2 separate regions of the Homo sapiens genome follow, and region 1 is linked to region 2. A link is a loop called in an ENCODE intact Hi-C map of the cell type or tissue named here. Cell type or tissue: GM12878. All regions are shown on one strand. Each heading gives the region's core, and the rest is flanking DNA. Links, peaks and the distances in the headings are about the cores only. Region 1 has its middle 35 kb from the start of MIR548A1HG. Region 2 holds the start of LOC124901544 (small nucleolar RNA U13).

Evidence for each region. Hi-C counts contacts between places; a loop is a spot of excess contacts. Peaks named below come from ENCODE experiments on the same cell type or tissue, not always from the same donor. Only the 100,000 strongest peaks of a DNase experiment are listed, where the experiment ranks them.
Region 1: it touches region 2 in a loop (2.3-fold over the local background); 3 of 110 quality-filtered maps call a loop at or near these places.

Annotation. Positions count from the first base shown.
Region 1 is chr6:18,480,247-18,495,587 of GRCh38, forward strand. No RefSeq gene overlaps it. Among named protein-coding and RNA genes, the nearest start is that of MIR548A1HG, 35 kb to the right of the region's middle. In GM12878, for the core only: no CTCF peak of the experiment used is centred there; no DNase peak of the experiment used is centred there.
Region 2 is chr6:18,393,542-18,408,882 of GRCh38, forward strand. It overlaps RNF144B (ring finger protein 144B), which reads left to right. Exons shown (of 8, transcript NM_182757.4): 2 at 5,958-6,158. The coding sequence starts at 5,994. It overlaps LOC124901544 (small nucleolar RNA U13), which reads right to left and starts at 8,511; the gene lies at 8,410-8,511. RefSeq lists enhancers at 7,229-7,328, 7,439-7,488. In GM12878, for the core only: no CTCF peak of the experiment used is centred there; a DNase peak (open chromatin) is centred at 7,600; H3K4me3 peaks cover 448 bases; H3K27ac peaks cover 981 bases.

The DNA.
Region 1 (15,341 bases), core at 5,287-9,286, 86 kb after region 2:
TGTTTTGGGTGTGTCCCCACCCAAATCTCACCTTGAATTGTAATAAACCCCATGTGTCAAGGGCAGGGCCAGGTGAGATAATTAAATCATGGGAGCATTTCCCCTGTACTGTTCTCCTGGTAGTGAATAAGTCTCGTGAGATCTGATGGTTTTATAAATGGGAGTTCCCCTGCCCAAGCTGTCTCTTGCCTGCTGCCATGTAAGACATGTCTTGCTTCCCCTTTACTTTCTGCCATGATTTTGAGGCCTCCCCAGCCTGCGGAACTGTGAATCAATTAAACTTCTTTCCTTTATAAGTTACCCAGTTCTGGATGTGTCTTTACTAGCAGCATGGGAACAAACTAATATACCTTCCTTTCAATTTTTCTGCGAACCTAAAGCTGCTTTGAAAAAAAAAGCCTTGAAAAATAGAAGTGAGTAGGGTATATAGTATAGTAACTGAGAACTCTGCCTCAAGAGCCAGACCATTCTTATTTTTGACCCACTCACTCATTACTGTCTGTGTGACCTTGGACAAGTTATGTAACCTTACTGCTTTATTCTTTTTCTATCTGTAAATTGGGAATAGGGGTTGTTTCTAAGTTCGATGTCTGGCACATAGTAAATGCTCATTGAGGGTTTGTTGTTTTTATTACTATCAATACATATCAAAGTAGATTGTATTTATTTATTTTTTATTTTTTTGAGATGGAATCTCCCTCTCTTGCCCAGGCTGGAGTGCAGTGGCATGATCTCAGCTCATTTCGACCTCTGCCTCCCAGGTGCAAGCTATTCTCCTGCCTCAGACTCCCAAGTAGCTGGGATTGCAGGTGCCTGCCACCATGCCTAGCTAATTTTTGTATTTTTTGTAGAGACAGGGTTTTGCCATGTTGGCCAGCTGGTCTCAAACTCCTGACCTCAGGTGATCCGCCCGCCTTGGCCTCCTAAATTGCTAGGATTACAGGAATGAGCCACTGCGCCTGGCCTTATTTTCTATCTTGTAATATAATTTGATCCTTTACACTTACATAGTCAACTGATTCTAAAAGGAAATATTTTCATTGTATGAACATTTAACTATACTCATTATAGAGTCAAGCACTCATTATAGAGTCAAGCTGTGTGATATGATTATGTTTCCTTAACTAGATTGTTATTTCTGACTCTCACTAATTGTTCAAAATGCTGTATTTTGGACCATGTCTTTGTTAAGAAGTTTTTTGTTTATCCTGGATTTTCTGATTGCCTTTTCCAATTGAGAAAAGAAACATTTATCTTTAGTATTAGATCATTATAATTTTTAAAATTCCTGATTATTCTATATTTGCTTGAAATTTATTTTTTGTTTCAGAATCCATTAAAGTGCTTTTTTTTTTTTTTTTCTTTTTGAGACATGGTCTCTCTCTGTCACCCAGGCTGGAGTGTAGTGGCATGATCTCAGCTCACTGCAATCTCAGCCTCCAGAGTAGCTGGGATTACAGGAGTGCACCACCACGCTCAGCTAATTTTTGTACTTTTAGTAGAGTCAAGGTTTCACCATGTTGGCCGGGCTGGTCTCAAACTCCTGGCCTAAAGTGATCTGTCCGCCTTGTCCTCCCAAAGTGCTGAGATTACAGGAGTGAGCTACCATGCCTGCCCAAGGTGCTGTTCTTATTGGTTAATTCCTTTTATATTGATACCCAAAATTTTTGTATAACTTTTTGCTTTTCTCTGAGTGTTGCGTATCTTTTTTTTTTTTTTTTTTTTTGCACTTGCGATTTTATAATGTATTCAGGCACTTCCCCTTCTCAAATTCTATCTAGTCAATGGTATTTTCCCTTTCCCCAGTGGCTTCCCGCCCAGAGCCCTCCTTCTTCCTGCCTCCATCTGTACCTCTATGGTCAGTTCCATAGCTGTCATGCTGAGACCTCCCTTCCCTGCTCCTGGTTCTGGTTGACTGTCCCCTGGATCCTGTCTTTCTTTCTTTCTTTTTTCTTGGTTTGTCCCCTTCCTTACTTTGCTGGAGTAAATCCTTAACTGAAATGTGTGTGGGAGGCAAGTGTTCTGAGTCCTTGCTTGTGTGAAAAATTTTTTTTTTTGTCTTCTTTCACATTTCATTAATTATTCAGTTAAGTATTGAATTTTAGACTGTATACTAAGAATTCTAAAGACATGAATTCTGTATCTTTCAATATCTAGTTTGTTTGCAGGGGATTTTCCTCTGTTCTTAACTTTCAAAGTAATGTTTATAGCTGTGAGCCCTTTTCCTTTATCCTGCTTATTAGCTGGTAAATCTTTTCAATTTGAAAACACAGTTTCTTTTTTTTTTTTTTTTTTGAAAACACAGTTTCTTAATAAGCCCTGGAAACCTCCTTTTATTATTTCTTTGCCTCCATTTTCTCTTTTTAAAAGCCCTATTAAATATTGAATTTTCCGAGTTGATCTTATGTGTCTCGCCATTTCGCTCCCATTTTCCATTTCTTTGTCATTTTGTTCTCCTTTATGACAGACTTCATCTATTGTTACCTTTTAGCCCTTCTATTTTATTGTGTATCTTAGTGATCCTGTTTTTAATCTCCAGGAGTTCTTTTTAATTTTCATATTCTCCTTTTCCATAGCATCCTGTTATAGATGCAATCTCTAATTTCTCTAAAGATATGAACAAGAATTTTACTTTTCAAAAAGGTTCTCCACAGTTCTTTTCTTTTGTATTTCAGGCTTCATTGAAATGTTTGATGTCTCTTGGTTGTCTGGTTATATTTAGAATGAGTGAATTGAATGGTCAGGAGCTCTGTGTAGACAGTTGGGTTCTATTGACTGAGAGACTTCTCTTTGAGCTGAGTGGACAGGGAATTTATGCCTTACACAGTAGCCCTCTGAGTGTCACAGTTAGGAGGGATTTTCTCTAATGCGCCAATACCCATGCTAATTGCCCTAGTTTCCTCCAGATATTTTATCGATTTTCTTTTGAAAAGACTATTTATTTATTTATTTATTTATTTATTTTTGGCCTAGGAATAAATGCCTTGTTTCAGCTTCTGTTGGAAGAAGAGAAGGAGGCAGATAGGAAGCTGTGGTTGGCTGTTCCTTGCATAGACCTTCAACAAATTCCCCTGTTTTCAGATCTGGTTCTCACTCTTTATCTCTGTTGTGTATGCTTGGAGTAGGAAGCCAAGTAAGTTAATTCCCTTCATTGCAGCAGCACCTTCCCCTCCTCGTTTGTATATAAAGCGGCTGCTTTCTTAGCTCTGCTTTATCCATTGGTCAATGTTTCTCCATCTGTGTTCTGTATTCCAACAATTTATTAAACTCTTTAATCCACTGATGGCATGATGTCATTATTCTGTATTTTTGGAGGTTTATACTTTTAAAAATTACTACTATAGTTATAATGAGGTATCAGAAAGAAAATAGAAACTTACATTTCTTCAGACCTACCATTCAGAAATGGAATTCTGTTTTATATAATTAAACATGCATGCTCTGTTGTTTGATGCAGGTATGTTCAGGACTGTCATACCTACATTTTACATTCTACCTTGTGCAAAAAGAAAATTACTTTCTTTTCTTTTCTTTTCTTTTTTTTTTTTTTTGAGATGGAGTTTTGCTCTTGTTGCCCAGGCTGGAGTGCAATGGCACAATCTCAGCTCACTGCAACCTCTGCCTCCTGGGTTCAAGTGATTATCCTGCCTCAGCCTCCTGAGTAGCTGGGATTAAAGGCATGCACCACTATGCCTGGCTAATTTTTTGTATTTTTAGTAGAGATTGGGTTCTAATTTTTTGTATTTTTAGTGGAGACGGGGTTTCACCATCTTGGCCAGGCTGATCTCGAACTCCTGACCTCAGGTGATCCACCTGCCTCAGCCTCCCAAAGTGCTGGGATTACAGGCGTGAGCCACCGTACCTGGCCAAGAAAATTACTTTCTTTGTCCCTTTTAATGCTTTTTGTCTTGAATTTAACTTTGATATTAATATTACAGCTTTCATTCTCTTTTTAACTGCTGTAATTTTTTAATCTTTAGCATTTATTTTATTTAATATTGTGAGCAGATAGTACAGAGTTCTCATAAGTCCTTTCTCCTTCATACGTGGTTTTCTCTATTATTAATCTTTAGAGTTTTCATGCTAAGATAAATATAACATCTGGTCAAGGCAGAGAATATGATTTCTCATAGATTACCAGGAACACTTCAGTAATAGTAGTCACAGGAAAGAATAAACCTAAACAAATCTAGAGAAAGAGTTCAATACTAATAATAGAAAAGACTTAATAGGTCCCTTAGCTCAGAGATACTTTAATTATAGAGGGTCCTGGAATCTCTATCACTGGAAAAATTTAAAGGATAAATATCAATATGGCTTTGGAAAGAAAAAATACATTACTTCTACAATTAACTTGTTTTATCTTGGACAAAATGTTTGTGAAGCTCCTACTGTGTACTAAAAACTTTGGTGGGTGTATGGAGTACAAAGACAAATGAAACATGAGCTATGCTTTGATGTCTAAATAAAGAGATAGACATGCAACCAAATAATTTAATACAGTGTTCTAAGCATAATAGTCTATTCTAAGTGAAGTCCTGGAACAGAAGAGGGAGTGAGCAGTTTTCCTTGAGTGGGCCCCAAAAAGATTCCAAATAATTGTGGCTTGAATTTTCTATCTTGACTACAAAGATTCATTCTGTGGTATTTATACCTGGAAAAACAGCATTTTACTTTTCTAAAACAATGGCCTTTTTGCATCTGGAATTTCACAGATGGTTCTCAGGTGTATAAGTCAGAATTCAACCAGAAAATAAAAGCCACACAGTCATTAGAATAAGGGAAGTTTAATATGAAGAATAACTATCCATGTGGGATTAGAATGATAAGAGATTGGCTAGTAAAAAGTAAAGAGAACTCTAAAGAATTTAGGAACTGCAGATACAAGGAGAAGCCATGATGTATAGGACTGAGACAGAGCACCCAAGGAAAAGGATTTCCTCTCTCTCAGGGCTAAGATACATACCTCATTGGAATGGGCATAGCTGTGGCTCACCAGATAGTGGAGGAGTCCCTGAAATACCTTGATGAACTTGTAGGAAATCTTTCCTCTGAGGTGCTGAGAAAGCCATTGACAGGGACATGCTGTGCTTTGCAATTCATTGCAATGTTACCTGAGGGTTTGTTGGGGAAGGTATTGGCCATTGAGTGCTTCTGGCTGCTGGAGCCAGAGGCCAGGTGCTAGAGGAGCTCTTCACTATAGGAACTGTTTATTTTAGGTGTCGGTGGCAAAGCCATGATGGCAGAAGCCTAGTGCTGAAGAAATTGGGTACTGTAGCAGCCTAAGAAGAGGAGTGTATAAGAACCACCAAGAGAACAATACCATTTCTCCTCCAATATCTCTCCTCCCTCCACCAACAAAGCTTAACATGTGCCAGCTGGTGAAAAGAAATTGTAAAAGACCCATATGCATTTTACAGAGCAGGATATGAAAGATAGATTTTGAGCCTCGAGGCAAGTAAATTGATAACTGACACAACAGGATAAATTTTTGTGACTTTCTCTAAAATGAATCATCTCTTTGAAAGTTCACATCGTATTTCAGTGTTCATCTTACTGATGTCTTACTGATGGTTTACTGGTTTTCTTACTTGCAATATCTGTTTAGGAAACTTTTGACACTTTCATTTTGACATTTCTCTTGAGGTCTAAAATTTAGAAGCATGTCTGGCTTCAAGGTGTTTTTTCTCTGCCTTGATAGAACAATAGCATTTTGTGGTTTTCTATCTAGAGAATTCTAAATTTGTGGTTCCTTGGTTAACTAATCCAACCTTTCACTGAATCTTTCTATGGTAACTCTGCTCATCATTTTCTTTCTCTGGTCCCTCCTTTCTCACTATATGCTATTGCCTTAGTCTTCTTGATAGTCCAAGAAGCCCAGGGTTTTTTGTAGCTGAGAGTTGGAATTGGTTTTATAACCCCTTAGGATTGAAGATCATCGTCTCAAAGTATTGCACAGAATGTAACACTTTCCAAATGTGGTGTCTAGCATGATACTGATATGAGACATCCTTACCCCCTGTAATCAAGATATTGTATATTTCCTGGCAAGTAAATTTCAAGCCTTTTGGCTCTACAGATTCTCTGTTTCTTGGTTTAGAGGAAATTTAGCAGGTGATGTGTTATAGTATGGAGTCACTTATATGTTAAAAGCTACATTGTGACATGGGAGATTTCAGTGATGAAAAACCGGAAGTGGGAAATCTGCAGTTGGCAACTTGATTAAGGAGAACTTTCTAGAAATGTAGGGGCAAGACACTGATGTGTTAGAAGAGGGAAGATGGTAGCCCTTAAAAAGAAACAGTGTGACATACATGCTGAAGGAACCATAGTAACTAAGAAGCAACTCAACGATGATTAATGACTAATATTGAAAAAACATTCCGGAAGCAGTGATCCAAAAAAGGCTGGGAGAACTATAGAACTGTGCCCAAACCTCCTTTTTGGAATTCTTTTCAATGCTTGTGGAGATTTTGGAGAACGGAGATTGTATAAGACTTTTTTGCTGTGATACATAATCTGAAGAATTCATGCTTGTCACATAATCTTATTTTTCCCATAGCAGTGGTAATAATATATTTGAACGTCTACTATGGGCTAAGTACCATTTAAAACATTATTTACCACCACTTATCAGATGCAAGTTATAATCATTCTTTATGGGAAAACTGAGTCTTACAAAGTTTAGACAACTTGATGTGGGCCAAGTTTTGGACCTGGTATAAGTTCTGTGAAGGCAGATATTATAGCTGTTTTGTTCAGTTGGTACCCCTGGGGGCTTGAAGAGGGTCTATCACATAATAGGTGCTCCGTAAACATTTGTTGACTGGATTAATGATTCCCATATCTGAATGTTTTTTACTCCCTCTTTTTCAGTATTTCATATTGAGATTATTTAAGAGTTTGGGCCATGGCTCTCCTAGTTCTCTATAATGGATATTCCAATGGGTTCTGAGAGTAGGAAGATATTAGATGAAGGTAGTAATGTTGAACTGGTGAGCTGGAGGTCCTTGCAGGTGGGAATAGGCTAAGGCTGGCATAATTGTATAGAACTCACAGCAGACCTAGAAAGGTAAGTCATCATTTAGTAAATGGCTTTGTCCTTCCATTTGATAGATTTCACACAGGAATCTTTAACCTAGGAAGTATCGTACCCAAGGGGGTTCATGGGAGGTTCCCAGGAAGCCCACTGATTACTGAAATTGCATGTAAAGTTGTATGGTGATGTATTTTTCTGGGAGGAGGGTACACCATTTCTAGGGGGCTGTGACACTAAAAAGATTAACAGTATTCAATGAGAACACTTATCATTTACCTTCTGCTCGACCATAAAGTGTATTGTTTTGTAATATTGTAGTATTTTTTGTAATTTTGTAATATTGTAGTATTTTTGTGTAATATTGGACTTGACACATTCTTTTTGTTGATTTTTATTAAAAGGAGAAATTTCATTTTGTCCTACACATAGTGAATTTTAAATTATTTTTAGGTATAGTTGACATTTCCGAGCTTAGGCCTGGGGCACTTCTCTTACTGAAAAACCTATGTCACTCAGAAGCCCAGAGAAAATATTAATTAATTTCCAATTTACTTGGAGGCAGGATGAAAATAATAGGTTGGTCTCTCCTTCTGACCACCCAAGATGCCAGCCACCCTGAATGCTTTTTCTTGTCCCTTCATGTTTTGGATCCAAACTAGCTAAATCAGGATCTTTTAGAGGTTTTCTCTAAATAAGCTAGCAAGCATTTACCTGTTTGAAACAAAACCCACAGACCTGCTTGCCTAATTTTGGCAACCAAAACCCTGTGGCTGTGAGCAAGTTTGCCTCCGTTTTGATCCATGATGTGTATGACAATATATTTTTTGGCTGTTCTAAAGCAGACTGCCAATTAGATCCAAATGTGTCAGACAGACTCAGAGAGGGTACTAGTGGCCAAGTTTCCATTAGTGGTTACTACTGATTGATGCCTGCAGCTTTCTGTTCATGTACAAATAGAAACCTATTCTCATCTTTGATCTTGGGGTTGGGAGTTGAGGTAATGAGGAGAAAGTCCCGGAACACAATTAAATCTCTTTGTATCTCTCAACTTGTAACTTTTGTTTTCCATTTAACACAGGAAAGACTCTGAATATTAGGAAGTTGTGATTCTCTTGTTCAGACTAGGGCATGCTTTTCATTTGCTCAGATACAGAAGGATATAGGGAGAAGGAAATAAACCATGTTTATGGAAACACAGCTCTGTGCCTGTAACGGTGTTAGATGCTTTCCCACGTGACCTCATCCAATTCCCTAACAACTCTAGAAAACGAGGATTCATATTCCACATACTCTTAAGGAAACTGCGTTTCAGAGGAGAGGGAGAAAAATACATTCTTCTGTGTTGCGCACATTGTAAGTGGCAAAACAAGTTGAAACAGGCAACTGTTGGCCTCAATGGCCTGTGGTATTTCCACTCCACGGTATAACAATGTAAGTGATTATGGTGTTAATCCTCCTGGTACTGCAAAAGAGCTTTATGAAAACCTTGAATGCACAATGGGAATGGGAACTATTCTGAACAGTTTATTTAGTCTAGAAGCTTACCTGTGAGTCATCATAGACCAATACAAAAAAAATCAGAAACCTAATTTCTAGATTTTAGCCTTTGCATTAATACTTAGAAATAAGCTGGTCTGTCTATCTATCTATCTATCTATCTATCTATCTATCTTAGTCTCTGCCTATAGTTTCTGAAACCAGAATCTTGTTCTGAGAAGTAAACTGTGCAAGGGGAAAGGATGAAGGAGAAAAAAAGCCAAGCGAACCTCTTTTCTTTGTAATGAGTCATATTGCCTGCACTTGGATTTTCACTGACACCAGCTAGGACAGTTTCTGCCCCTCCTCTCTCAAGGAAGACCTTAATGATGGTTCACAGGGCCTGAATCTTATCTGTGGTACCAATTAATTCTGGAAACTAAAAGTGTACTCATTTGAATTTATGTTTAAAATTTTTTTCTTTCTCCCTCCTATACTTATTTTCTAGGGAAGTAATTTGACATTTGGGTCTGCATTACACCAAAGTGAGTGAAAGATACTTTGCTACAGTTTTTCAGGGAAGGGAGGTTTATTTAGCTGTGGTAAATAGCCTAGAACAGAGGTTGGCAAACTTTTTCTGTAAAGTGCTGTATCGTAGGTACTTAAGGCTTTGTAGGCCATACGGTCTTTGTGGTTACAACCCAACTGTGCTGTTGTAGTGTGAAAGCAGCCAGTCAACACATAAATGAGTCAGTACGGTTGTGTTTCAATAAAACTTTATTTATGCAAACAAGAGAGGGGCCACATTTGGCCCCTGAGCTGCGGTTTGCCAAACTTTGGCCTAGAACATATCTCAGGTTTTTCTCTGTGTTTGACACCTACTGCCAAGCACATAGTAAGTGCTCAATAAATAATAAATGTTTTTAAATAACTGCACATGTAAAGGAACAATAGAACTCTTTCCAGACTTTATAACTAGCAACTATGTTATACATTAAGGAATGAGTTGGTAGGAGTAGAGTCAATCTACAGATAGAAGAATAAAGCATGAGAGGTTAGGGCCTCAAGAAGCTGCAGGCAAATTTTCATGTAGAATTCAAGCTCCCTGACTCTAATCAGTGGTGCATTTACTGAGCTCCTTTGGTGCATGCAAGTTTATATTATTTTACCATTTATTTTAAGGAAATCTATGTCTTTCAAAGAGAATAATATTAATTTCTGTTGCATCAGATAAGCTCCTCTGGGTTGCAAGAGATAGAAAACCCAGTTCAAACAAGCTTAAACAATACAGGGAAGTTGTTGGCTGATGAAACAGAAAAGTCTTGATATAGAGTAGGCTCCAGGCAAGCTTGACTCAGGCACCCAAAGTCACCAAGAATCCAGTTCCTTTCTGCCTCCTTGTTCTGCCTATCACTTGGTCATCTTCATTGTCAGATTCCACCCTATGGGGTGCTCCTTAAGGTTTTCTTGCTTGGGATGGTGGAATAGGGAAAATGAACTAAATCCTCCTCAAACTTTTGCTGACCTTGGCCAATTGAAGAAACAGAGCACAGATAAAAAATGGACTAACGTGTCCTGGCTGGTGAGTGGGAAGCCGAATGAAACTGGGCAAGTCAACTGAATATTTGGCAGTCCTGAAGACTGGGAACAGACCAGGGAGTAGATGCATTCTAGGGAGAGGAACATCTTTGGAGGTATGCAAGAGTCCAGCAAGTTTGCTTAGTCCAAAGTTGTTTAGAATCACTGGAGTATAAAGAGTAGGGGGGATGTAAGGATGGATGGACAGGTAGGAGAGGACCAAATCCTGAAGTGACTTGAAGAAATCAGCTTTTATCTCCAAGATAACTAGGGCATTGCTAAAGTTTGAGCAAGGTAGTGACGAGATGAAACTTACGTGTGAGAAAAATTATGTTGATAGTTTTGTGGAAGGAGGTTGAGGGAGAAGTAGGGAGAAAAGCAATGAACCTGATATAATTAACTGGATGTAGCATATGATGGTGGGTATGAACAAGAGAAGAAGAGTAAGAGAGCCATTTAGATAGAATGAACCTGCTGGATATGGGGGAGAGTGAATCAACCAGAATGATGCTGGTCTTCTATTTCAGGAGCTGTGTGCATGGTAAGGCCACAGATCATGACAAATAAATAACATTTCCCTGCATTTCCTTTTGAGGGCACGGACATGGGAATCTGGGGTGTCTTGTTTATTTTTCCAGATATGCTGAATGGGAAGAACCCGAATAAAGGTGACAGTCTCCAGACAGTATTCTAGTTGCTCAAGTCATGGTAGAGTCTATGCAAGGTCTGTAACCAGTTTATACCCATGGTCCATGGGTATACTGATGGTCTGAAGGATAAGTGAAGAGCCCAGGCCAGATAGAATTCAGACGTAGCCCCAGAGGCCCTGGCTACTCAGTCTTTTCAAATACTACTGGGTGGAAACCACTGTGAGGGAAACTTTTCTGTCTAACCTTTTTTGGCTTCTGTTGCTAATGGAACATATTCTAGGCATCAAAGCCATTGTCAGTTCTGAAGGAGAAAAATGCCTCTCTTCGGCTTTTGTAAATATCCTGGCTGGGGGATTCACCATATGCAAATGCCTTAGGCATCCTGGCGGTGAGGGCACAGAACACTGTGTCCATCTGTGACTCAGCCAGGCCCCACAAAGAGCAATCACCAAACCCGCAGAGGGAGAAGGAGAATTGGAAGGAGCCTCGGCATTGTTCTGGCCATGGGAACGTATGTTGGGAATATTGTTCCAGCCACTGCAAAAGGGCTCCCAGCATTGCTTCCCAGGAAACATCATGCGTTACACTGGTGACAGTAGCAGCCGCACAGGTTGAATGACCACTGGGGGAGCGGTGGATAGATGCTCACATAGCAGTGTGGGCAGTTATGGCTTTGCAGGACACCATCCCCCTCCACAGGGGCTCAGCTCAGCACGCCTCTAAAGGCCTGAACGGAAAGAATTGTGGGTGGGAGCCAAAGGAACACATTATTTAAGAGAGATTGGTTCTTTAGTTAGAAAATGCTTAGAGATATGGCAGAAAGGATTCTAAATTGAAATGCAGTGACATTCTCATTAGATCCAGGAAGTCTTTGAAACTTTCAGACTGAGTTAGTTGCTTTTCAGGTAAAACCAGTCCCCAAGCCATAGCTGAATTGGTAGTGCAGCATTAGGCAAATAGGCAGATGTGGCATACAAAGAAATACGAAAGACAGCTATGAATGTTGGAGAAGAAAGCTTTTTTCTACTCTCTACCTTCCTTACTTCTCTGGATCCTTCTTTCTTGTCTATTAACAATGCTGTCTCTTGGCCGGGTGCGGTGGCTCACCCCTGTAATCCCAGCACTTTAGGAGGCCGAGGCGGGTGGATCACCTGAAGTCAGGAGTTTGAGACGAGCCTGGCCAACATGGTGAAACTCTGTCTCTACTAAAAATTAAAAAAATAAATAAAAATCAGCCAGGTGTGGTGGCAGGCCCCTGTGACCCCAGCTACTTGCAAGGCTGAGGCAGGAGAATCACTTGAACCCAGGAGGCAGAGGTTGCAGTAAGCCGAAATCGAGTCATTGCACTCCAGCCTGGGCAACAAGAGTGAAACTCCATCTCAAAACAACAACAACAACAACAACAACAACAACAACCTCTCTCCTGATATTATGGCAAAAAAAGAGTTCCCTGAGACTTGGTTTTAGATACAAATGAACAAATGAAGTAGTAGGGATTCTGTTCAATCTAGTTCAGCATCCTCTGTTGAATGTTCACTATGGGTGGGGCATTGTGCTATGGATGAAGGTCAGGGGAGGTGGTAAAACAAGACACAGTCCATATTCCCAAGGTGCTCACGGTCTATGGTGGAAGACGGGCATCTTTTAAAGTAAATGTTACACAAATCAAACTGTAGTAAGTGCTCTAAGAAAGGTATAAACAAGATAGAAAGACAAGTGAAGGTATTCTGACTAGAGACATAGGAGAGATGCAGGAAAGAACTGAACTGGGTAGAAAGATGGAGTAAGAGGGAGTGCAAGAGCAAGATGGCAACAGTGAGAGATAGACAAGGCACTAGAATGTTCTGAGAGTAAACGTCCCCACATAAACACTGCTGGGTTGGGTGGCATGGCAGAGAGCCCCCCATGAATAACTTGCTTCTCTCAGGGTATTGGAATTGGGACAGTTGCTCTTCCATGTTTAGAAAAGTTTAACACCTGACTGAGAGTCTGAGACAGGCTAAAGAAGGGCTGCTCCTCTTTGGGGATGGGGGGGTTCCCCAAGAACAGACTAAACACAAAGGCTCCTCTGACCTTTCACAGTTAAATGACTGTGCCAGGACAGGAGAAAAGTAAGAGTTTTTCCTGGTCTGTCTTTCCTTAGTTAATATTTATCAAGAGTCTTTCCCGGGTGCTGTGGAAACCCCCTGATCACAAGGAATGTGAAGTAAGATGGAGGAGATACAGAAGTTGGTTTTATCGCTTTAAATATGACACTGATGTTTTTCAGAGACCCTGGAGATCCTGAAACCATTCATCTATCAAAGCCTTTCTCTTAGGCCTCTATTCTGTGCAAGCCATGAAAGAACAGGCCTTCATGAAGTCTTGCTTTATATATTTTTTGAGACATGCATTTCTGAAAACTGGACTAAATTATATGCTTGCCTGATTTTGATTCAGCGACTGCCTCTAGAGATGATTGGGTTGGAGTATTATGAGGAATTTTCACAGTCAACAAAGCCCAGCCTAAGAAAAGTGGAGAAATGCAGGTGCCAACCCACAAGTCCTACAGAAGACGAGGGGTGGGGTGTGGAATGTGGACAGGGCAGAAAGTCACATTTCTTGAAGAACTTTATTCACCAGGCACTGTGCTAGGTACTTTAGAGGCAATCCTTAGTCTCCACTGTGTCCTGAATGAAATAGGTGGCGTCCCTATACAACAATGAAGAAACTGAGACCTGAGTGGTTAAGTAACTTGCCTAAGGCTCATCTACTCAGCAACGATGCAGCCATTATTTGCAGGCCAGAATCCAAGACTTACTACCTGCTCAGCTGCCCTGGGGAGAGAGATGCTCTATCAGAAAACAAACAATGCTATTCTTTCATTGTGCTAATACCAGGAAAGGAGGAAGTGCAAACAGTACTACCCCTCCAACAATCTTGCTGCTGCTAGGGCAAGACTTCTCAAACTTTTTTGTCCACCACTGTAGTAAGAAATACATTTTAAAGGAAGACCCAGTGCAGTTGTATATAAATCTTCACATTTTAATATGTGGAATTAAATGAAGCAAGTCTTATGTTAAGTAAGTGGGTAGTGCTCTGACTTCTATTGAAGTAATTTGATCTATTAGTTCATAAAAAAATAAAATGCTGATCCTGATTCTGCAGGTTGGGGGTCGTCTGCACAGTAAAAGCATTCTTTGGGTGTAACAGATTGGAGATTTGTTTGCACTTTTGGACAAAGGAATTTTCACAGCGTCTTTCCTCTTTTGCATTCATTTCTCTGGCTAAGGACCCAAGGTTAACATTTTATGACTTATTTTTCCCATAAAGGCTGTTTGGTTCTATGATCTCCAAGAGCCTTTCACTCTACTTGTGTGTAGGGTTACATCCCATAATATATGCTACATCTTCACGTTCCTGAGAACGAAGGGCGCTAGTGTAGCCCTAATCTGTGGACGACATTCGCACAGACACAGCTCTGAGGGTGTGTGCATATCAGGCAGGTTAACGCTTGAGGAGGGCTCCCTGGTCCTACCCCTACTGTGGGGCATAGACTATTTTTAGATGCAAAAGGTTGGAAAAGCAGTTGCTCATTCCTGTTAAAGTATTACATCAATTTTCTTTTTAAAGGAACAGCTAAACTATATTCTCTAATGTGTACACAATCATAGAGGAATTTCGAATGTGAGAAAGTTGATCATGTCTGCTTTTTAAAAAATTTTCCATTATCTAGGTTAGGTTATATAGATTTCCCCCTTAAGACTTCTGCTTTTTAAATCAGCAATTTTAAACTTCATCCACTGAATTTTTTGCTAGAGTTGGTGGTCCCTGGTGCCATCCCACATAGTGTTGAAGAGGGTTGGGGAGAGAGGTGGTGTTTGATGAGCTGGGCTTTATGGTCTATAAAGGGGACCCCATCTGAATATCATGCTTCCCAGATTTGTGGGAAGGAACCTGCAGGCACAATCTTTTTGAAGCAACTTTGTGTGCTATGACGTGCCGGGCAGATAGAAGCAATGATCACTATTAGATGTGGCGCTAAGAGAAACGCTCTTTATCCTGATGGTAAAAGATGGCAGGCATTTCCACGGCGCAAATGAGGATTGTAACAAGTTGCTGCTCTATACCTGCTCACAAAACCTGTTACTCTATACTTGACCAATAAATCAAACATTTACTGATTCCTTATTATATACTAAGCATTGTGCCAGGTTTTTGTGGAGGCTGAAAAAATACGAGATATGCTCTCTGCACTTTAGGTGCTTATAATTGAGCTTCAGGGAGAATATAAATGAAAAAAAAAGGGGGAAAGTCCATCATTACAGGATGGCATGTAATTTAGTGCTAAATGGTGTGCTGCAGACCATGAGAGAAAAACTGAATGGTCAGAAGAGTCCGAGGAACTCAGACCTGCCTCATGGTCTGTGAAGGAACATCTGTGTTGGAAACCAGAGAGAGGAATGAGGAAGCACCAGAGGTCTGTTTATCTGAAAAAACTCTACTGAGTAACCTGTAACCCTTGGGTTTTATCTGAACTTCTTTGTGGTGTGGATTAAACTCAGGGCTCAAGACAACCCATGCACTATAGCACCGACTGAAGGTCTTGGTAAATAACT
Region 2 (15,341 bases), core at 5,540-9,539:
ACCAGTAGCTAACCAAACTACTCTATTGGGCAGAAGTACCAAGATCAACATAATGCTGATTTTCAGATTGCATTGAGTGGAAACTGGTTGCCTGGTGTGTTCTTAGCTGATATGGGGATAGCTTTCCTAACAAGGCAAGGATGGGACCTTTAGATTGCTGCTCTTTTTTTCTGCTTTATTAGAATATTAGCTTCCCGAGAATATGTCTCCATTTTACAAGGCAACACTTCAGCCTTTCTTCATCACCACCCACCCTTCTCAAAAACTTTCCCCTTTGCTACCTCCCTCCCATATTTATGCATTCATATCTGTTATTCTAGCTACTTCACAGTGATGACTCGATGTCTCACAAAGGCATATAAACACATTGAGAGTATACATATGTCTCCTCTTCTGTTTGTCCCCTGTACTTGAGTAACTCTTAGAATTTCATAGCATAGCTTGGAATTAAGACCTCAGTGCAGATCAACTGGATTTTTATTTACATTAATATCCTGTGGCATCAGTAATATCTAGCTGATTCATTTTAGTAGCTTTCTATTTCTCTTAGTCTCCTTAGTTGTGCTTTAGCAGTTTCTCCAAATTTTAAAGTTTCTGCATAATAAAGTAAAAATTCCAAAATAATTAGGGATAAGTGTCCTAATAATAATTAGGGTAAGTATCCTAATAAAACATTATCCCTTCCAATTACACTATCTTTTTGTGTAAGGGAATAACTGTGTTGATTTTGGATAATCAAACAGACATAAACTACATTGGTTAAAAATACTTTGAATAGCTGGGTGTGGTGGCTTACACCTGTAATCCCAGCACTTTGGGAGGCCGAGGTGGGCGGATCATGAGGTCAGGAGTTCAAGACCAGCCTGGTCAATATGGTGAAACCTCGTCTCTACTAAAAATACAAAAATTAGCCCGGCGTGGTGGTGGGCACCTGAAATCCCATCTACTTGGAACGCTGAGGCAGGAGAATTGGTTGAACCCGGGAGGTGGAGGTTGCAGTGAGCTGAGATCATGCCACTGCACTCTAGCGTGGATGACAGAGTGATACTCCGTCCCCTACCCCCCAACCAAGAAAAAAAAAAAAAAGCTTTGAATGTTGGCTCTCCCATCATTTGCATTTTTGGAGCAGATTGCTTTTTCAGGCCATCAGCAGAATATGAAAATTCCTTATACATTCTGTGCTGAAGTATTCCCTTCTTTGACAATTCTAATGACAAGACACGAGGGGAAAGGCGACTTTCCATTCTTTCCTATCAGATAGTACTTGCTTCTCATATAATGAACACTTTATAGTGCAAGAGACACATAGAGCAGGTAGAACTGCTGGTTCTCCTTTCCTGGTAATTTAGTGCAAACTCAGACGTTTCAGAATGGCTTTCCTTCCTTACATGGCCCAACCAATCTGTCTTGTTCTATGATTAGGTATATATAAGCAAGTGATACCTGCTACCAACCTTAGAATGCCTAAACTTGAAAGGCAGCTGTCAGATTTCAAGGTGCCCCTTGCATTCTCTGCCAAAATTCTTTTCACAAGGGGTTCTTGACACTCGGTGAGAGGCACAGTCACATCTATAATCACTGTAAAAGTAATTATAATTGTTAGCTTTTAAAATCAAGTGGTAGGGTGGATAATTCAAGTCACTTTCTTATTTTTGATAGAAATGTGAGGTATGAGGCAGTAGGAGTGAGTTAGCCTCTTTCTGGAATGAAGACTTTTCTTGAAACCTGGAGGGGAGTGGATGTGAATTGCTTGTGCCCCTGTGAAGTTGTGGCCCAATGGGAGGGACAGGAGGAGCTGGGAGTGTGTTATCAAATGCCCTGAGCTTCCTGAGGCTCTACTATTGGGGGTTTCATGCTGTGAAGACCGGTGAATAGTAATATGACACAAAGGAAGAAATGCAAGGAAACCTTGGAGCCATTCACAGGCATCTCAGGTGTGGGGAAATTCATTAGAGGCTTTCAGGATTCTCCTGTTTACTGATTGAAGAGCTCATTTTGCAATGAATCAATGGTGAAAGGATTTCTTGTTTGATATTCTTTTTTTTTTTTAAATGAAGTGCTCACTGCATTTCATTCATTTTTTTAACTATCCATTGTTGGTTTTGCCCAAAGTGAGAAACGAAAGGGTTGGTTTTTAGTCTGTGCATGGTGCAGGTTTAGGCTTCTGCAATGGTGCCTGGGGGGCTGCTGAGTGGGGAAGGTCAAGGGGACTGGCTCTGGACACCCACTATTGGGTGCTGGCACTTGTCTACCTGAATCTCTTTTATACAGTGGTGGTTTGACTAAGATTTTTGTTTTTGAAAGCTCATTGCTTGAAAAATGTCTGAGAGCCATTGCTTTAGGGAATTGGTGTTATTGTACACAGAAAAATAAATCACTTTTTGAAGAATCATTTTGGATTGTTCACATCTCAAGGAGATGAAATATGTAACTTTTTTCCTCTATGTCACTGAGTCATAAGTCCTGCCTTTTTGGAATGCTTGGAATTTTTTAAAAAACAAAATGCATCTCTGCTATGTAAAGGTTTTTCTATTATAAAAATTACATATGTTTTTTATAACTTTGACTTCATAGCCTATAGGCATGTAACTCCTTAGTTTTAAGGAGTAAAAACTTACGTACTGTTTATAGTAAGAGACAATTATGTTTCACATGGTCTTGATTACCACAATTTTTAGTTCTACCTTCAAAAGAAGACTATTTCTAAGAAATATCTAATTATAGGTATTCCATTATGGATAATAATTGAGGTATTATTAGAGGAATCCAATATGTCTTTCAAGAGTATCCAATTAATTTCTAAGAGGTATCCCAATTATGTCTTTGTTTTTCAAGAGTACATTAAAACTTTGGCCTGTTTAATATTTCCTTCTAAAAAAATAATATAGAGTAAGACTGAGAAATACTTGGATTTCTCGAAGAGTACCTAGATCTCTTGCTAGGTCAGAACAACAGGATTGGCTATTCACACCAGCTTTCTCCACATGGCTAAGTGTATTTGACATTTGGGGTGTGGGATGGTTCTGGCCTGTGTCATTACCCTTTTTCTCCTACTCAGGAAGCATTTACTACCTACGTTTCTTCTTGTTGTTTTACTTGGGATTTCTCTTGAAAGAAAGATAATTCAGAATAGATTGCATAAGCAGTGAAGCAGCGTTGAGAATGTACAGGTGAGAAGACAACAGATGGGAAGTTGGTGGGACTGTGTGCCATGAGCCCGGGAGTACTGGAGACGCAAGCTGATGACAGTTGTTTAAGCATGAACTGGGAGGAAGGAAAAGGTAAAGTCATTCATTTTTACCCGTATGTTTATCATAAAGAGAGATTTTTTACAAAAACTCAAAATCCTGAATTTGACGTGCAGGTCTATTTGAATTTAATTTGCTCTTGGATGACAGCTCCTCAGTAGTTAATGGAATAACGCTGTGTCTTGAACTTTATCCGGCATTTGCTGAGAAAAAAACCATGTCTTCCACATGGAAACTAACCATTAGTTAGCTTCCTATTTAATTATTTTGAATCAGGTTTTCTGGTACTGAGTACTGGGAGTAGGTGAAAAACCTTGAATGCTTCAGGTTGCTCGAGTTAGTAATCGTTGACTTTCTGGTATGACATTAAGAAAGTGGATGTGGACAGATTGACAAGCAAATATCTCATTTATTTTTTTCCTTTTCTATCTAATCGAATTTGATTTTCCCCTACTTGTTTTAGTACTTTTGTACTTACATATTGAGACTTAAGCTATTGTTGGGAGTAGGTAGCAAATGATTACATGTAATTTCTTTTGTCTGAAAATTAAGAGGAAAAGAGCTTGGTTCTTGTAGGGGGAGGTGTATTTGCAATTATTTCTATGGCAGAATTTATTAGAATTGGCCACTCTTTAAAAATAGTAAGAACTATAGGATTTTGCTTTTGTTTAACCAGAACATGAAATTTCCAGATGTGATATAAAATATGAATATGTGGAGAAATTATTTTCACAATTATTTAGTCTCTTTTAAAGATAAAGATTCAGAATAAAAACAATCTAGTAGAAGAACTTTGGCTGTAGTTTTTATTTTTCAGTCTAAAGATGTCTTTTCCCATGGTCATGCTGTGTGGGGAGACAAATTTTGTTTCTGTGCAGCTTCAGGGACCTTAAGGATAGCTGTAGTCATGGACTTCAACTCTCTTTTCCTCTTTCTGTCCCCCTTCCTCCTTCTTTTCTCTGCTTCGTCTGTCCATGTGATATCCACACAAGGCAGCTCTGGTGTAATGGATCTGGCACTGGGCTTGGTGGCCTCAGAAGGCTGAGGATTGTCTTCTGCTCTGCCATGTACAAGCTCTGAGAACTTTGGCAGATTACCTAACTTATCAGTATCACAATTAATCTATAAAATGGGGAAAACAATTATTTCATCATCCCAAGCAGAAACTCTGTACCCGTTGAACATGCCAGGTGAGGAAGCATACCCTGACTCGGGAGGTGGAGTCGGGAGGGTCATGTCAGTCCAGGAGTTCGAGGCTGCAGTGAGCTATGATTGTGCCACCACACTCGAGCCTGGGCAACAGAGAGAGACCCTTTCTCTAGGAAAAAAAAACCCCACAAACAGTAACTCTTCATTTCCCCCTCCCACCAGCCCCTGGTAACCTCTATTCTTCTTTTTGTCTCTCAGAATTGACTACTCTAGGTACCTCATTTAAGTGGAATCATACAATATTTGATTTTCTGTCTGGTTTATTTCAGTTAGCATGATGTCTTCAAGGTTCATCCATGTTGTAGCATGTGTCAGAATTTTATTTCTTTTTATTCCACTGTATATATAGACCACATTTTGTTTGTTCTTCTGTCTTTTTAATTTTTTATTTTTTGAGACGTTTCATTCTGTCACCCAGGCTGGAGTGTGGTGACGCAATCTTGACTCACTGCAACCTCTGCCTCCTGGGTTCAAGTGATTCTCCCGCCTCAGCCTCCTGAGTAGCTGGGATTACAGATGTGCCACTGTGCCTGGCTAATTTTGTATTTTTGTATTTTTTGTAATTTTGTATTTTTAGTAGAGACGAGGTTTCACCATGTTGGCCAGGCTGGTCTTGAACTCCTGACCTCAAGCAATCCACCTGCCTCGGCCTCCCACAGTGCTGGGATTACAGGCATGAGCCACTGCGCCCAGCCTCATTCTTCTGCTGATGGACACTTGGGTTGCCTCCACTGTTTGGCTATTGTGAATAATGTTGCTATGAATATGGGTGTACAAATATCTCTTTGAGACCCTGCTTTCAGTTCTTTTGGGTATATACCCGATTGCTGGATCATATGTTACCTCTTTGTTTAACTTTTTGAATGACATTCTATTTTAAGTACTTTTTGAGTCTGTTGAATTGATTGTAGTGATGCAACTCCTAAATATGTTTGCTCATAGTGATATTTCCCGCCCCTGACCTTCATTAAGGTATAATTGACAAATTACATTTGCAGTATACAATGTGATGTTTTGCTCTATGTATATAAATGCTTAAATCAAGCTAATGAACATCATCACTTCACATTTTTCTTTGTGTGTGTGTGGTGAGATCATTTAAAATCTACTCTTGGCCATTTTCAAGTATACAGTGTATTATTACTAACTCTAGTCACCAAGCTGCGTGAGAGCTCCCCAGAACTTATTCATCTCATCTAAATGAAACTTTGTAAGCTTGACCAACATCTCCCCATTCCCACCCCACCATAGTGGTCTTTTAATTTCCATAGCTCATATGATGTGAATCAGGACAGTGAGGTCAGCTTACATTTCAGGACTTCAGGGATACCTTGCCGAGGTAGGTGAACCACTCTCTAGCCCGTCGTTCCCAGAAATGCATTAGCTGTAAGTTTTGGGATAACTGAGGGTGAGAATTTGATCAGCTGGCCTCCAGACGTGTTGGCTAAACAATAGCTTTATCAATCCATATAATATTTTCTGCTTTGGACCTTTCTATAGGGATTGAGGAGACTGAAGAATGCTGAAGACAGGCTGATGGGCTCAGCTGGTAGGCTCCACTATCTCGCCATGACTGCTGAAAATCCCACTCCTGGAGACCTGGCTCCGGCCCCCCTCATCACTTGCAAACTCTGCCTGTGTGAGCAGTCTCTGGACAAGATGACCACACTCCAGGAATGCCAGTGCATCTTTTGCACAGCTGTGAGTTTTCCTTGATGCTTTCACTATGAGAAAATACAAAGGGAAAAATCATAAAAGTAGGATATATTTCTGTGGTTTACTGAGAAACCAGAGTGTGCTACAATATGATCCTGCTTTGGAAAGCATTTCATATTTGAACCTATTTCCAAATAGTATCTTAAATGGTAAATCCTGGGTTTACTTGTTTTAGCTGAGTATAATTTATGTTTGAAATTTAATTATTGGTTGAATAAATAGTCTTTCTGTTAAGGTTCAAACTATGGAACAGAATAGAAAAATTTTAACATGCTGGCCAGGTGCGTTGCCTCACACCTGTAATCCCAGCACTTTGGGAGGCCGAGGCGGGCGGATCACAAGGTCAGAAGATCGAGACCATCCTAGCTAACATGGTAAAACCCCGTCTCTACTAAAAATACAAAAGAAATTAGCTGGGCTTGGTGGCGGGCGCCTGTAGTCCCAGCTACTCGGGAGGCGGAGGCAGGAGAATGGCGTGAACCTGGGAGGCAGAGCTTGCAGTGAGCCGAGATCAGGCCACTGCACTCCAGCCTGGGCGACAGAGCGAGACTCTGTCTCAAAAAAAAAAAAAAAAATTTAACATGCTGTAGTTAACTACCACCTATAAGAAACTCACCAGGTATTTTAAATGATGGAGAAGTCAGGTAGTAATTTACTTTATGTACTGAATTTTCATTCATATACTTGTTCATCTTCTACAATGTACATGATATAAATTGTACTTTGTCATAGCTCCTTTTATGCTGTTTTCACAGTATGCTGAATCCTTCTTATTCCACTTAATGAGAGCCCTATAGACCTGCAGAAGTGGGCTTATCTCTTTTAGTGTGACACCTGGTATCAACACCTGTGACCTTTACTGCCACTTTTCCTTGAAGGTTGGTCGGTTAAGGTATAAAGGTAGGAAATAGATTGAGTTCCTGTAGGCTTCAGTGATGACACAGAATAGCATTGTTCATTTAATCAACAAATATCTGTTGAGCAGGAACTATGTCCCAGGAATGGTTCTAGGCACGAGGATTTATCAGTTAAGGAAACAAAACCCAGCGAAGTTTCTTGCTTTTAGGAGCTTATATTCTATATAAGAACGTTGTGTAGGAGTTCAGGGCTTAGAGGATGTTGCTGTTTTAGGTAGGGGGATCAGAAGTAGGCCTTGCTGAGGAGTGATGTTTGTGCTGCCTCTCCTTCCTCTTGTTGTTAGTGTGTGTTGCTTTATAGGAAGTGAGGAAATGGCCTTGTCATCTCAGAGCAACTTCAGTTTCCTTTGGTCTTGCTTTGTTTCTGAAGGCTGTCCTTCAAAACAATTATTTCTCTGACTTTCTCACCCTTGCTGCAGACCCTTGCTAATCCTTGAAACAAATGAGTCAGAAGCAACATGTGGTGAAAATCAGTATGCAAATATTTCACTGAGGGTTACTGCTGTTTAAAAGAATTCAATTTTTGCTATGACATTTAACAGTGCAGAATTTAAGCGTGTGCGTCAACATTGGGGAAATAATACATGGTGAAGGTTGTATTTCATCTTCTCAGGGAGCTAACACTGTCCTGTTATTGTTTCAGTAGATTTTAGTTCCTGATTCAAAACAGCATGGCTGCTTCTCATTTCTCTTTCAGCAATTTGAGGGTAGGAGTTAGTACAGTTAGCTTTTTCAGTCATCTAGATTCACACTTCCTCATTGTTAGGGAGTGCTCAAAAGCAGAGAGTCAAATGGCTGAATGTTTTTTGGTATCCCTCAATTTTGGATCCTTTTGCACCTAGAAACATTAACTTTCCCTGGCATCCTGTTACCTGTTACCTGTGAGCTGCCAAAATAGTAAGCGGTGTATGATTACATTAGTGTCTGTAAAATTGTAATTTGAATCAGATTCACCTGAAATACTCCTCTAACTTTCTTTTGGTTAGAGATTTATTTCTTGTTTTTAAAAAAATGACTTAAAATGTGTCTAATACTTCCCAGACTTTAATTTGCATCTGTATTCAGTATCAAATGTTTTGTATTTTCGAGGCTGAAAAGAAATTTGTAACTTTTTCATATGCCACATACTACTGACTTCTACTTTTAAACAGAATTGGATGACATCTCCCAATTGCTTGTGCCTACCATATATTTAAAATGGTTTTACTGAGAACCACCCCCCTGCCCCAGGGAGTATCCACATGTAATGATCTTCCTGCTAGATTTGATGTTATGCCGGTATATACTGGTATATGTAATGTATATATTTTTTCTTTTCATGTTAGATGGATAATGTGCTTATGGTGTAACCAGGTTTGAGGGAGGCATATCTCATGTGACTGGGAGAAGCCAATCATCATGCTTATGAACTACAAGAGGATCTATACTGGTATATTTTCTTGGATTTAATAAAGCTTTAACAATATTCTGTCATTGTCCTGTCTTCTGTAAGAGGCATCCCTGGCCATTTTGCTGTGAGCCTAGCTTTTTTTGTTGTTGTTTCCAAGATCACCACACTCCAATTCCAACTCTACCCCAACTCAGCTGTGTAATTGGGCACATGATTAATCTCTTTGGGCCTCTGATTTCTCCTGTGTAAAATGAAGGTGCTAGGATCCTTCACAGTGCTTCAAATAGGGGGTGCAGTATACTCTGGGTATGCAGAAGGGACAGATGTGGAGTATCTGACTTGACCATTGAATGTTAATCAGTTATTTCCTTATCTTTAGAGAGACCTGGCCTTTAAATAGATGCCCCAAGTGTGTTCCACGGACCACCAGCTCTGGGAAACAGAGATATCCTTGAATGAAATGTTCCATGGTCAAATTAGCTTGGGAACTGCAATGTTCTTCTGTTCCTTTCTTAGAGGGATGTAAGGCACATTTGCATATTAGAGGCTCTGTGAAATCTTGTGGTTAAAGGGAAAGCAGGGGAATCTTGTTTAGCTTCTTCTGATGAAGCATTTCCCTTTGACCGTGCCACCCTTTTGAGTGGAACATCTATTGCCCACAACCAGTGCTCTGAGGAACACTGCTTTAAATTATTTCATGTAGGTAATTCTTGATTTAAATAACATCCAGGGAAAGGAATGTGGTAGATGTTGTCTCAAATAAGCCATCAATATTATCTAGGTTCTTGTTAAAGGATGTTCTAGCTGTGAAGATGGTTTCTGCTAGACTGTTTGCTCAGTTTTAATATGCAGAATAAAGTGTAATATAAAGCAAGAGAAGCTGCATATACAGGAAAAATTGGGCATAGTTCTTACTGGCATGACTGACGTCATAGAACATGAGGTGTATTACAGATCCAAAGAGGTTGATGTCTTGGGGTTACAGAGAAAAAGATGTAGCATAATTACTTGTTCTATTTTGAAGGTTAAATATCTCAGGGATGTTTGTCTGTTTATGACATGCAAAGAGTATCTGTCTCTCCCTTCCTCTCTTTTGCCTGTATATTTAAATAACCCAAATATGAAAATTCTAACTTTCCTTTTCTGGGTTTGCAATGCGTTCTTTCAGATAATGCCACATAATGTTAATTCAAGCGAAATAAATTCACAAGTCAGTTATCAAAGTAATGGAAATTTGTGAGTTTGCTCCCTTGTGTACAATATTTGCTTCTGATTTATTTTAGAAGTGATTTCTGTCAGCCGTGAATTAAGGAATAGTGAAAACACAGTTGTTGCTTGTTTTTATAACTTAGATAATTTCACCTGAAAAGAGTCGGTATGTTGGGCATGGCCTATTTACCTTTCAGATTAAATACAGGATGTGCTAAGCAAAAAGAAAATAAAGTCCAGCCATATTCTTGCCTTTTTTCCATTACGTTCTATTGGCTCTAGGTAGTTAGAACTCCTTTTACTATTCATTTCTTGGAGCCAAATGGATTTTCCAATGTTTAAAAAGTGAGAGGAAATATAAAACATTTTAGACCAAGCCGTTCTTTCCCTTGGGGCCTGTCGGGTGACCTTTAAGAAAAGCCCACAGTTGGTTTGGGAGACCGTCTTAGTCCATTTTGTGTTGCTATAACAGAATACAGAGGCTAGGTAATTTATAAAGAAAAGAGGTTTATTTAGCTCACAGTTTTGCAGGTGGAAAGTTAGAGAAGCACGGTGCTGACATCTACTTGGCTTCTGGTGAAGGTCTCATGCTAGGTCAAAACACAGCAGAGAAGGTCAAAGGGAAAGTGGACATGTGAAAAGAGACAAAACCCAAGGGGCATCCTGGCTTTCTAAAAACTCACTCTGGCAGGAACTATTAAGAATTCATTCCCGCAAGAACTAATTCATTCTCGCCACAGCAAGAACTCAGCCACTACCTAGAGAGTGGCACCAAGCCATTCCCCAACTAGGTCCCACCTCCCAACACTACTACACTGGGGAAGAAATTTCAATGTGAATTTTGGTGGGGATAAACAAACCATATCCAAACCATAGCAGAGACATTTACAGTTTGGGAGGATTTGCAATGTGTATGTGCACACACAGTTTGGTAACTTTCAAATGAAGCATGAATCTGTGGTGGATCTTTCCTGGGTTCTAACTGTTACCTGCATTAGGAGAAAGTAATGCCACTTTCCTATTTCTACCTCTGTTTCTCCCTTGCAGTATAGCATAGTGTGTTAGAATGCAGATATGGAGATAAGAAGACTCAGGCTCAAGTTCAGGCTTTGTCATTTGATGGTGTATGATTTGGGGCAAGTTGTTTGCCTTCTCTAGACTTTAGTTTCTTTGCCTGTAAGACGGAGGGAGGGAGGGGTTGACAATACCTACCTTTATTTCCTAAGATCCATCAGTGTGCTGAGCTGTTACGTTCTTCAAAAAGATTTCAGAGAAAGGAAAGCCTATAATGATTTGACTGGCTTCCTCACTAGCCTTTTATAAAAAGGTGGTTATATAGGTAATTACAACCTCACTGCTATTCTGAGATACTCAGAGATTAGCAGTTAGGATAGAGAGAAATGTCTCTTTTGGATTTGTTCAAAGTGTGGCTTTGAAATATTTAAACTAAATATCTAGAATTAGGACTTAACAGGGAAAAAAAAGTGCCAATACAACTTTGACAGTAAATAGATGAGCACATTTATGGTGGATATAAAAGATTCAGATGAAAGGGTGTTTCAAAGTACCACATATTTAAGAACTTGCTTACTTCCAAGAACATAATAATATAATTACTTGTTGGCTTGATATGTTAGTCTAGTATCATTTTAAGTTCCTTTTATTGAGAATTCTCTGGAACCACAAGAAATAATGAGGGATCTTACTCAAGGCCAATGCCACAGAATGATTCTCTGTCCCCTCTTCTGGTCATGAGACCTGCCAACCTTTCCCAAAGCTTTCAAATTCTCCAGCTCCAGATTCCCACGTCTTCTACTACTATTAAATGGGCCGAACTAAGTTCTGCCAGTTCAAAGCACTGTATTATTCTGTTGGTTTCTGGTACCTAAATATGCTTGCTTGCAAGGTTAGTTTTTTTCTTTATTATTATTATTATTATTATTATTGTTATTATTATTTTTGAGATGGAGTCTTGCTCTGTTGCCCAGGCTGGAGTGCAGTGGCACAATCTCGGCTCACTGTAACTTCCGCCTCCCGGGTTCAAGTGGTTCTCCTGCCTCAGCCTCCGGAGTAGCTGGGATTACAGGCATGTGCCACCAGGCCTGACTAATTTTTTTTGTATTTTTAGTTGAGTTGGGGTTTCACTATGTAGGTCAGGCTGGTCTTGAACTCCTGACCTCGTGATCCACCTGCCTCGGCCTCCCAAAGTGCTGGGATTATAGGCGTGAGCCACCGTGCCCAGCCGCAAGGTTAGTTTTATGCTTTCCCTTAACTTTGCTTGGGGTGGTTAGCAGTAAATCAGTGAATTTGTCTTTGTTTGTGAAATAACTTCAATATACTCACTGCTTATATCCATTAAGAGATTTAATGACAATACTATGGTGACTTTTGTATTTATTGGTCAAGTCACAGGTTTACAATGCCGATTTTATTGGCACTATATTTTTCCACTGACAACGGAGCCACTGCAGGGTCAGATGGCATCTGTGGAAAAAGAGCAAACAGTAACAGCATGAGAAATGGATTAGAGATGACTCAAGGAGGAGCTGGCTTCCTGGACCTATGATCTCATCCATGCCTAATGCTTACCACTTACTTATTCAAGGAAAGTAGTAAAATGTGGCAAGAGAGGAAAGAACAGCAGAAGAAAACCATACTATTAAGGCCCTAATGTCTTTGTCATAGCATCATAGTCCTAGAATTGTAAGTGACCTTAGATCTTCTAGTTCCCCCACCCTCCTAATGAAAGAAGTCATTTTCTGGGATGCCAGTATGGTTTGGCATTTAAGAGAATGGGTCTCAAGTTTGGTAGCTTAGGCTTTATTTATTCAACAAATATTTGCTGTGTCTTGCATAGTTCTGATGGTTTGAATATAGTGGTGAACGATCAGATTAAGCCCTGGTTTTCAAATAACTCAACTTTTCGTATGAGACATAGATGCTAACAAGTAAATACAGAAGTCAGGTGATGGTTTGTGCTATGGAAAAATAGGGTGAGGGGGGTCAGGAGTGCTGTGGGGAAGAGGGACTTCTACTTTATTAGATGATCAGGGAAGTCTCAGTGATAAGGTGTTATTTGAGCAGAGACCTGAAGGAAATGGGGAACAAGCCATACAGATATCTGGGAGAAGAGGGTTGTAGGCAGAGGGAAGCAGTATGGAGGTCTTAAGTTGGGAGTGTGCTTGGTGTATCCTGTTACAGCAAAGGAGGCTGGTGTGGCTGGAAAAGTGTGTGTGTGTGTGTGTGTGTGTGTGTGTGTGTGTGTGTGTGTAGGGGGAGTAGTAGGAGATGAAGGCTAAGTCCCATGATCTTCTCTCTGCAAGCTGGAGACCCAGGAGAACCAGTGGTGTATTTCCAGTCCAAGTCTGAAGGCTTGAGAACTAAGAGAGCCAGTGGTATAAGTCCCAGTCCGAGGGCAGGAGAAAACTGATGTCCCAGCTCAGGCAGTCAGGCAGGGAGACGAATTCTTTCCTCCTTTTGTTCTTTTTAGGCCCTTAATGGATTGGATGATGCCTGCTCGCAATGGGGAGGGTAAACTGCTTTACTCAGTTTACCGATGCAAGTGCTGATTGTATTAGTCTGTTTTCACACTGCTATAAAGAATACCTGAGATCTATAAAGGAAGGAGGTTTAATTGACTCACAGTTCTGCATGGATGGGGAGGCCTCAGGAAACTTACAATCATGGTGGAAGGGGAAGCAGCCACGTCTTACATAGTAGCAGGCGAGAAAGAGAGCACCACACTTATCAAACAACCAGATCTCGTGAGAATTCACTATCATGGGAACAGCATGGGGGATACTGCCCCTATAATCTAGTCACCTCCCACCAGGTCCCTCCCTCAACATCTGGGGGTTATAATTCAAGATGAGATTTGGGTGGGGACACAGAGCCAAGCTATATCACTGATCTTATCCAGAAACACACACACACATGCCCAGAAATGAGGCATATAGGAGGCATCCTGTGGCCAAGATGACACACAAAATTAACCTTTATGCATAGAGAATAAACTACAGGGGCCAGGGTGAAAGCAAGAAGACTACTTAGAAGGCAAACGTAATAATCCAGGCCAGAGATGATAGTGGCCTGGACCAGCAGATGGTAGGGGTTAATGTCTTTGGGCAGTCTATTGGGTCATTTTCTTTCATGTAATATAGGGATAATAAGAAATCATCTCACAAGATTATATAGAAGATTACAGTAGATAATCTAGATAAATTACTTAGTACACTGCCAGAATACAGCTAGCATATATAGCTCTACTCTTTTTAGTGTGGTTATCTAGCTTTTGACTGATAATTTCCAGGATTGGGACATACCATAGTACTGACTATTCAATTATTGGAAATTTCTAAATTGAAACCATCTTTGCTCTACATTCATTTGAAACTGGTTTCTATGTAAATTCTAACTATTAGCGTTACTTCCACTCTCTAAAATAAAATTGGTTAGAATCTAATTTTACTATTCCTGGTTGAAATCTAATTCTACTCACTAGCTGCATATTATTTGAATGAAGGTTATCTTTTTTTTAGAGGGCGGACGTCAGATTACTCATGAAAAATTCTCCTATAGTGCTCAGTCCAATGTAGGAAATAGTGAGCTATCTAGTAGTGAGATAAGTAGGCCTGCTATTAGTTCCAATTCTGTCAATAACTCTATGACTCGAATCAAGTTATTTCTCTAGAATTTCCTCATTTGTAAAAATGGTGGCTTGGTTTGGAATTTTTCTTTTTCTTTCTTTCTTTTTCTTTTTTTTTTTTTTTTTCCAGACAGAATCTCATTTTGTTGCCCAGGCTGGAGTACAGTGGTGCGATCTCAGCTCACTGTGACCTTTGCCTCCTGGGTTCAAGTGATTCTCCTGCCTTAGCCTCCTGAGTAGCTGGGATTATAGGTGCCTGTCACCATGCCCGGCTAATTTTTGTACTTTTAATAGAGATGGGGTTTCACCATGTTGGTCAGCCTGGTCTGGAACTCCTGACCTCAAGTGTTCCTCCCGCCTTGGCCTCCCAAAGTGCTGGGATTACAGATGTGAGCCACTGTACCCAGCTTGAGATTTTTCTAAAACCATGATTTCTTTTTCTTCATCATTTTCTCTTCTTTAAGCTGAGAATCCTCAATTACTTTAACCAGCCAAATTGTTTTCCTATGGGAGGTTTCAGTTTGGTAAGGAAGATATATCATTCATCTTACTAGTTACTATTTTAATATGCATTTATCTTCTACATTTAGGTCCTGTAATCAAATTAGCATGATCTTATTCTATTTTGGATGGAAACATGACTGTAGTGGAAACTGTGGCATTCACTCGGATCCCTCTTCAGGGCAATGTTTCTATCCTCCATTTCCCAGGGACTGGCTTATGGAACAATGACTGATTGCTACAGGGATATAAAGGTCTTTCCCTTTCAGCTTAATGAGGTGCCGCTGCGAAGGGCCCTTCCTACCTTGAGAGTACCCTGTTGGAATGTAGGGCCAGATCAGACCCTGGCTGCAGCTGCATGGCGGGTCAGGATCTCCCTCTGCCCACTTCTATTCTCCTTACTTCCTTATAGGCATGACTTTGGTGAGAGTATACCCCATACTCTTCTAAATGGAATTCTCCATCCCTGAATCAATTTCTAGGGAACACAGTTAAAGACACAAATC